Linked DNA regions of Homo sapiens: region 1 is linked to region 2. Evidence: read pairs that join two places in POLR2A ChIA-PET (ENCODE). Cell type or tissue: A673. All regions are shown on one strand. Links, peaks and the distances in the headings refer to the core of each region. The heading gives the core; the rest is flanking DNA.

The links. Peaks named below come from ENCODE experiments on the same cell type or tissue, not always from the same donor. Only the 100,000 strongest peaks of a DNase experiment are listed, where the experiment ranks them.
Region 1: POLR2A ChIA-PET joins it to region 2 with 16 read pairs; 3 of 35 experiments call an interaction of 5 or more read pairs at or near these places.

The regions. Positions count from the first base shown.
Region 1 is chr7:112,433,133-112,437,632 of GRCh38, reverse strand. The region is part of intron 2 of LOC105375457 (a long non-coding RNA gene); the gene reads left to right. It also overlaps a transcript of IFRD1 not described here. Among named protein-coding and RNA genes, the nearest start is that of IFRD1, 15 kb to the left of the region's middle. In A673, for the core only: no CTCF peak of the experiment used is centred there; no DNase peak of the experiment used is centred there.
Region 2 is chr7:111,759,227-111,763,726 of GRCh38, reverse strand. It overlaps DOCK4 (dedicator of cytokinesis 4), which reads left to right. Exons shown (of 53, transcript NM_001363540.2): 40 at 3,405-3,546. All of the region lies in intron 1 of LOC124901726 (a long non-coding RNA gene), which reads right to left. Among named protein-coding and RNA genes, the nearest start is that of DOCK4-AS1, 47 kb to the left of the region's middle. In A673, for the core only: a CTCF peak has its summit at 336; a DNase peak (open chromatin) is centred at 336.

The DNA of each region.
Region 1 (4,500 bases), core at 223-4,222, 670 kb before region 2:
AGTGATTAAAAGGTACATTTTCTGAAGTCAGACCATTAGGATTTGAACCCTGGCTTTACCACTTATCAGCTGCAAGTTACCAAATCTCTGTTCCTCAGTTTCCTCTTCTATAAAATAGCACTAATCAGTAGTACTTCTTGGGGTGGATGGGATAATTAAGATAATACATGCTGGCACTTAGCACATGCCTGGCACATGGTATTGATATACATCCAATAAGCTATCATCATCATCATTATTATAGAAAATCTATGACTTTCACTGCACTAACTTGTTTATATTTTTCTTTACTAGGCTTTGAGTTCCTTGTATCTAATTCATCTTTGTAACCCAGCACCTAGCACTGGCCTGAAAAGTAGGAGACACTCCATACATATTTTTTGATTGAATCATCAGGTTACTGCTTGGCTTATAACTCCTCACTGGCTCCTGATTGCCTGCGGAATAAGATTCACACTGTTTCAGCCTGGGCAACATAGTGATACTCCATTTCTACAAAAACATTAAAAAATTAGCTGGGTATTAGCTGGGTCACACACCTGTTGTCCCAACTACTTGGGAGGCTGTGGTGAGAGGATTGTTTGGTGGGCCCTAGAGGTTGAGAGAGACCCTGTCTCAAAAAAACAAACAAACAAAAAAAACTGTTCTCTTTAGCCTGATTTATGCACCTATTCAGCTTAATCTCCTATACTCTAAGCAAGATTGCTTGCAGCTCCCTGGACATTTCCTTCAATCAGGAATGTCCTTCCAGGCCCTTTCCCCAAACTTGGTGAACATTTTTTGATATATAAGACCTTAATCAAGTATCTTTTCCTTTAAAATCTTTCCTGACCCTTTTATAGGTGGCCAGCAAGTCTAGAAACATAGGCACATATATAATAAATGGTTTGTTGGTTGTATACTATAATACACAATGAAATAATAATATTTGCATTGCCTGATTTCATGGCCACCCTCTAGCTAGAACTGATCCCTCCTCCTCCTTCATGCTATTAGCCCCTTTTATGAAGACCTGATTAGCTGGGACAGAACATAGCACACAGAGGTTCTGCTTTATTCATCTTTGTATCTCAACCACCGAGCCCCATGATTGGCACAGACAGGCACTCAACAAATATTTGTTGAATTAATAAAACGTCAGTAAATATTTATGGATCATCATTGTATAGGCCAAGAAAAACTGCCACCCATTTAATCATTGATAGTGAATATCCCTAATCCCCCTACATTCATTTTCATCACTGCTGCTCTGGGTGTTCAATGAAGCAAAATACTTGGCATGTGTCTTGGTGATCTCATTTTGCATTTGTTGCAGTCAGCTTTCATTCATAGTTAAAACGTGTTCCTTGAACAAATATTTTCATTTTTAAAAAGAAAATTTTAAGGAAAAGTATCTGCTTTAATCAGTCAACATTATTTGAAATTCTTTTCCTTTAAGAAGAAAAATATTCGGACTGGCACGGTGGCTCACGCCTGTAATCCTAGCACTTTGGGAGGCCAAAGTGGGCAGATACCTGAGGTCAGGAGTTTGAGACCAGCCTGGCCAACATGGTGAAATCCCATCCCTACTAAAAATACAAAAATTAGCCAGACATGGTGGCGCACGCCTGTAATCCCAGCTACTTGGGAGGCTGAGGCAAGAGAATCACTTGAACCCAGGAGGCAGAGGTTGCAGTGAGCTGAGATCATGCCATTGCACTCCAGCCTGGGCAACAGAGCAAGACTCTGTTCAAAAAACAAAAACAAAAAAAAAAAAGAGAGAAAAAAGAAAAATATTGATAGATTAATAGGCATATAAAATATTTCAAAATTAATGATATATTGAAGTATGAATGTTGAATGTTCATTTTAGTAAGAGCCAACTAAAACCTGACCAGATAAATATATTTCTGTTAAGATCAACTTGAATTTATACTGGCTGTTGGAGCTCATGTATGGGGTTGCAGTCAGAGTATGTGGCATTTTTTACAAGCACGCACACACACACACACACACACACACACACACACACCTGTAGCAGATTCCTCTGGCTCAGTTTTGGACTGATAAAATCCAAGTCAGTCTCCTCTCAGCAAATTCTCCAGTGAAATAATATCCCTTAAAGATGACATTCAGCTAGAAAAATAAATGTTTAACATGACAGTTTCATGACATAGTCTGTGAAATTGAAGACAGCCCCTGGCTAATGATGATACCCACGTTGTCAGATCCATGTTTTGCAGTCAAACACTTAATGATCTAATAAGGGAACCATTTAGAGGTTCTCTCTGCTTTAATAATGACTCATTGTCCTGGGAATCTTCACTGTCTGTGAGAATAAGCCCTGGAGTGCCTCACAATTTGATGGTCACTATGACAACTCTGAAGCTTTCAGAGATGCTCTGGTTCTGTCCGCGGGTGGTTTTGTGTTGATCTGATTTTGAAGGAGTGTTGCAGTGGAGAGGTAATACCGCCATCACTTATTGAAATCTAAAGTAAAATTATTGCCGTCCAATAAAATATTACTCTGTTCACCATTAATCCAACCTATAAAAGGCATCTTGCATCATGAGGATAATATTTAGTCATAGCACAATAGCATCCAAGGCTAGGAGTGCCAAGTTGGCATTTGAAACCTCTCAGAAGAAGTTTTTAAATGATATAGGGTGATCAAAAAAATAACTGAACACTTCCAAAATGTATTTGTCAGTAACCAGGTAATTCAGAATCATGTATGAGCCAAACTGTGAGTGACCTTTTCAATGTCTATGGAAAGTGTTAGGTTGTGATCATGTTTATATTAATATTTGTATGTGTTCAATTCTTTTTGAATCATTCTGTACAATAGTATGAGTGTGATATTAGTATAATCTGAGGTCCAAACATCCCACAAAATGGGATTTAGATGGTCTTTGAAACCCCTGAAGTTATATGCAAAAATATTGTGTAGTTGAAAGTTAAAGTTATTTAATTTTATCCCATATTATAATTTGTCTTTATGTAATAACATGGAATTGATAAAAATTTTCATTAACAAATTTTACAATGATGTAATTACTTAATTGCTAAGTTAATCTTAAATTTAATTTAGAGTTTAATAAACTTCTACAGTTTTTAAAGTATATAGTAGACATATTAAAAATGTGTTATCATATTAGGTACAGTATATAACCCTGGCTGTTGTGGCACCATTATCATCATTCCTGCTGTGGGATCCAGGGCCATTGCTAGCCCACAGAAAAATCTTTCCAATTCATACAAATTTTAAGAAGGCTCCTAAATGCCCTTCTTTTGGTGGGAATGAGTCAGTCCTGCAGTGAGAAGCATCATTTAGTATATAGGCTTCATTTCAAACTCTTTTCATGCTCTCAGCTTGGTACCTATGTTCAGTGCACAAAATAAAGAACTATACACAGCAGCCCCACGGGGACCTCAATGAAAATGAGAATAGACTATGACTCTTCAATACTTTTACTAATTAAAATACCTCGAACAGAGAGCAAGACATGCTCATCAATTAAAAAATAAGACAGTCAGGCACAGTAGCTCACACCTGTAATCCTAGCACTTTGGGACGCCAAAGCAGGCTAATCACTTTGAGCTCAGGAGTTCGAGACCAGCCTGGGCAACACGGCGAAACCCTGTCTCTAAAAAAAAAATACAAAAATTAGCTGGGCGTGGTGGCTCACGCCTGTGGTCCCCGCTACTCAGGAGGCTGAAGTGGGAGGATAGCTTGAGCTGGGAAGTGAATGTTGCAGTGAGCCAAGATCACGCCACTGCACTCCAGCCTGGGCGGCCTAGCGAGACTCTGTCTCAAAAAAAAGAAATTATATTTAGTTGTGAAACTGCCTTTACAAAAATTATAACTGAGAAAATTATGACAGTGAAAGATCTGACCTGACTCCATCTTGCTTCTAACCTCCAAGCTGTCCTTGTTAATTCCTGGGTATAGGCAGAACTAACTTTGGGAGGAACTTAGTTTATAGTTTAACTTTGAAACAGAGGATGATAACAGCCCTTTCCTAAAACAAAACCCCTTTCTGCCTGGGGACTAGATTGCCCTTGCAGGATTAACAAATTAGCCACAAGATTAGAAACTGTGGTTTAGGAGTATGCAGCTGCAGGCTACAAGATTCTGAACCTCCCCAAATTGCTCCTGGAGATAACAACACTGTTGTAAAACCTAAAAGCAGTGCTTGAGGTATTTTGCAGACCCTGTACTCAGTGGATCAGCTGGCACCACGCAGATGGATAAACTGGCTCATCTGGTCTTCTGGCCCCACCCAGGAACTGATTCAGCACAAGAGGACAGCTTCACCTTCCTATGATTTCATCTGTGACCCCACCAATCAGCACACCCCACTTTCCAACCCACTACTCACCAAATTGTCCTTAAAAACCCTGATCCCTGAGTTTTTGGGGAGACTGATTTGAGTAATAATAAAACTCCAGTCTCCTGTACAGCTGGCTCTGCATGAATTCAACTCTTTCTCTATTCCAATTCCCCTGTCTTGATAAATT
Region 2 (4,500 bases), core at 326-4,325:
AGAGCTATAGCCACACAGATGGCTGGGGATTGCGCAGCAGGGTCTAGACACGACCCTGCCACAGTAGGTCGTCTCCCTCTGTTGGCACAAACAGACATGACATTGTTGGCAGAGTCATGTCTGAAAGATTATAATTAAAAGTATAAAGTTTTAAAAAATTAGAAGTAGTTTAAGAGTCATAATTTTAAAGAGAGTTTAGCAAATTGGAAAACTGCATTAGCAAATAGAATAAATTTTGTTAAAAAGTCAATTAGAATAAATCAATCTTCTATATCATTCTTCTTTTAAAAATAGCTTTCCTGGGTATAAATGGCATTTGCTTCACAATGAAAGAGAAGGGTCCCCCTCTGTTGGTTTCTAAAGGGCACTACACTCTTCAGAATCCTGGAGCCTGACCTTTTTTTTAAGGAATCAGATTCTAGTCTGGTCTTGGATTTAAAAGCAAACAAATATCAACATTAAAAACATCCTTTTGGCCAGGCACAGTGGCTCACACCTGTAATCCCAGCACTTTGGGAGGCCAAGGCAAGAGAATTGCTTGAGGCCAGAAGTCTTTTGTTGTTTGATCAATTTCCAAGATAATTTTTAGCACTCAAATACATTTATCCACTTTTATGATCTAAGTAGGGATTTTTCCCCTCATGAAAAACGGGTTATTTAGCTGGGCACGGTAGCTCATGCCTGTAATTGCAGCACTTTGGGAGGCCAAGGCCAGAGGATCACTTGAGCCCAGGAGTTCAAGACCAGCCTGGGCAACATAGTGAGACCCCATCTCTACTAAAAGTTAAAAAAAATTGCCAGGTTCGGTGGCGTGCGCCTGTGGTTCCAGTTTCTTAGGAGGCTGAGGCAGGAGGATTGCTTGAGCTCAGGAGTCAAAGCTTCAGTAAGCTGTGATTGAGCCACTGCACTCCAGCCTGGGTGACAGTGAGACCCTGTCTCCAAAAAAAAAAAAAAAAAAAAAAAAGAAAACAAAACAAAATGGGTTATTTAAAGAATATTAACGCAGAAGTTCTACTTCTATATACATGCTTAAGAAAATTGAAAATATATATTTACACAAATACTTGTATCTGAATCGTCATAGCAGCATTATTCATAATAGCCAAAATGTAGAAACTGCCCAAATATCTATTAACTGATGAATGGGTAAACAAAACACAGCATATCTATGCAATGATACTCAGCAATAAAAAGAAAGGAAATACTTATATGTGCTACAAAATGGATGAACTTTAAAAATACTATGTTAAGTAAAAGCTAGTCACAAAAGGCCAGCACATTGTATAATTCCATAATAGGCAAATCCATAGAAACAAAAAGTAGTATTGTGACTGGCTGGAGGAAGAGAAAAATAGGAAGTAACTGCTAATGAGTATAGGGTTTCTTTTTGACATGATGAAAAGATTCTGAAATTAAATTTTGTTAATGTTTGCACAACTCTATAAATATACTAAAAACCACTGAATTGCACATTTTTAAAAGGTGGATTTTATTGTATGTGAATTATATCTCAATAAATCTATGTGTTTTTTTAGAAAAAAAAAGAGTACTGATAAGGAAGATGCTTTATTTCTTAGAGACCCAAATATCAGACCCAAAATTTCATTTTATTTTAAAATGGCTTCTTAATACCATTGAATGCCTGTATTCTTAGAGCAAATGCCCCGATTTTTACAAACTGTCATATATAAGCATTGTTTGTTTTAAAATATATTTCATTTACTAGGATATTCAAATATTTATTTGGGGGCTCCTGTAATAGGCAGAGAGGGATGTATTGTGTTTTATTTTACCAAGCAAATTAATTATCTTTTGAGTAGAATTTTTAAAATACAGCATCAGAAATTGTAACTTTTATCTATAAAGTTTTAAATCTAGAATTGTATGGGGTCCACAATTATAGGTAGAGCCTGCCCTAACCTTGTGTTTTTCAAAAGATCATGATATATTTAGGGGTTTGTGGGGAACCGAGGTAGGTTATCCAGCCCAGTTCCTGCTGTATTTCCTCTACCTGCCTGCAGCTGCCCTTTCCCTGCGGAAGAACTGAGCCTCTGCCCATGACTTGTTTCTCACTCCCTCTCTGTGGCCTGGAGTCCCTCTTTACGGCGTTTTACATAAGAACCTCATAGAGCGGAAAAACAGAGAAAACCTTGGACCTCAGCTCCTCTAGGCCCCAAACTGATCTCCCCTTAACTTGAAGATCTCCAGGGCCTGAGATCCCACAAGTTTTCCTGGTCTTGGTAGCTCCTAGGTGTTTTTCCTGCATACACTAGGCCATGTTCAGAGTAGAAAGAGCCCAGGGTTTGGACTCAGACCAGAATTTCAATCTAGTACACGTGGACAAAGTATTTCAAGACATTAAGCCATGGCCAGGCGTGGTGGCTCACACCTGTAATCCCAGCACTATGGGAGGCCGAGACAGGCAGATCACCTGAGGCCAGGAGTTCAAGGCCAGCCTGGCCAACACAGTGAAACCCCATCTCTACTAAAAATATAAAAATTAGCTGGGCATGGTAGTGCACACCTGTCATTCTAGCTACTTGGGAGGCTGAAGCAGAAGAATTGCTTGAAGTGGGAGACGGAGGTTGCAGTAAGCTGAGATCATACCACTGCATGCCAGCCAGGGCAACAGAGTGAGACTCCATCTTAAAAAAAAAAAAAAAAGACTTTAAGCCCTGGTTCCCCAATTATAAAATGGGGTGTTGTAGGGGGCACTGACTACCTCTCAAGCTTATATGAGTTAAATAAGACATGCAGTGTGCTTCATCAATGACTGTGCTCAATTACAACTTCATTATCATTAAAATGTCAGAGATCCGTCATATCTAATCAGATCATTCAGGTACTTTTTGGAAACCTTCCCATCTTTCCAGCTGTCTTAACCTACCTCAGAAATAACCTTCACCATTCTTAACTGAAGGAGAGCATCATGAACGGCAGAATACACACACACACACACACACACACACACACACACACACACACACAAAAAGCAGACAACAAATTTACTTTTCCTCCAAATTGTGAAATTACCCACATGAATTTGATATGTACTTTATAAAAATAATCTTTACACATGTGCTTATTAACATTTAGAGGGATACAATTGTTTTGTTTTCATACTTTGGTGCTCTGAGAATCCACCTCTTTGCACCTCATGCAAGTGAACCGGGAAGAGTGAGGCATTCTATTGGGCCTTATTAAATGCAGTAGAGAGTGAACTCATGATCTTTATCTGCATTTTTAACAATTGGGCAAACTTTTCAGATTGTTCCAGCGTAATTTTTGTTATAGTGTCTTGGTATGGGGCATGTGGTCAGTTACTGCCAGTGTCATGTTTTTTGGCTCTGTCTGTAATCCACTCAGTTATATAGCCCTAATTTCTTTTTTGCTTTCATCTCCAGAATAAGGAGTTTGTGTGTCGAGGGCATGACTACGAGAGGCTGGAAGCCTTCCAACAGAGAATGCTGAACGAGTTCCCCCATGCCATCGCCATGCAGCACGCCAACCAGCCCGATGAGACCATCTTCCAGGCAGAAGCTCAGTGTATCCGCACCTACAAGGGCTGGACTCAGTGAGATTGCACTGGCTCTTAGCTGCAGAGCATTTCCATGCAAGGTTGTTCAGCCACCAGTCCCTTTTCAATAGCCACATCGTTACTGCTCCCTCTTTCCCATCATCTTAATTTTAGCTTAACTCCTTCTGAATAGAACTTAATTGTTCTATTTATTACGATGATGTCAGTTGAAAGAACTCTCTTGAAAGAATTTTTCCCTTTTAATTAAACCTCTTGTATAGCTCAACCCTGCCTTTAAAGCTCTTTTTTAGTGACATCCTTTAGAATAAACTTCCTTTGACATATCCTGTGGAAACTGCTTAAGTTCAAGAAAATCATAGTATTGTGTTTACTGGCACATATTATTCACCCCTCCCCCCACCCTGATTATTTGTATTCTGGAATGAGGAATGGAAGAGAAAGAGCTACTCCAGTATCTTTTGGGGGCTTTTAGCTATGGCATCCTGAACAGCCTTTAATCATTGCTGTATAATTCATGCTCTTATTGTCTAAACACAAACAACTGAGCTGAAATTATATAGGTGTTAGAGACAAAGGCAGTTCACCCCAGCACTCTTTTCTGAACCCCTCTGCCTTTTCCTGAAACTGATGGTCTTAAAAAACACTTTTAAAACTTCCACTGACAATTATGAATACCATTTCAAAGCAGAAACCAAAATGCAAGACATGCAAGAAAGTACATAGGAAAAATATTTTGCTATCTTTCTTTAAATAAGAAGAGAAGGAGGTAAATATACAAGTTAATATGATACTCCTTTAATGTAATTTTTAAAAATATAAACTATAACTAAACACCCTGCATATGAATACAAGATTTGGGACAGCAGTTATCACAGATGTGGGAAGGCTAGGGACACAGATAATCACACAGATAAATGTAAGTCATCGTCAGTGTTCTAGTTTCTGTCTTTGGTCATGGTTGC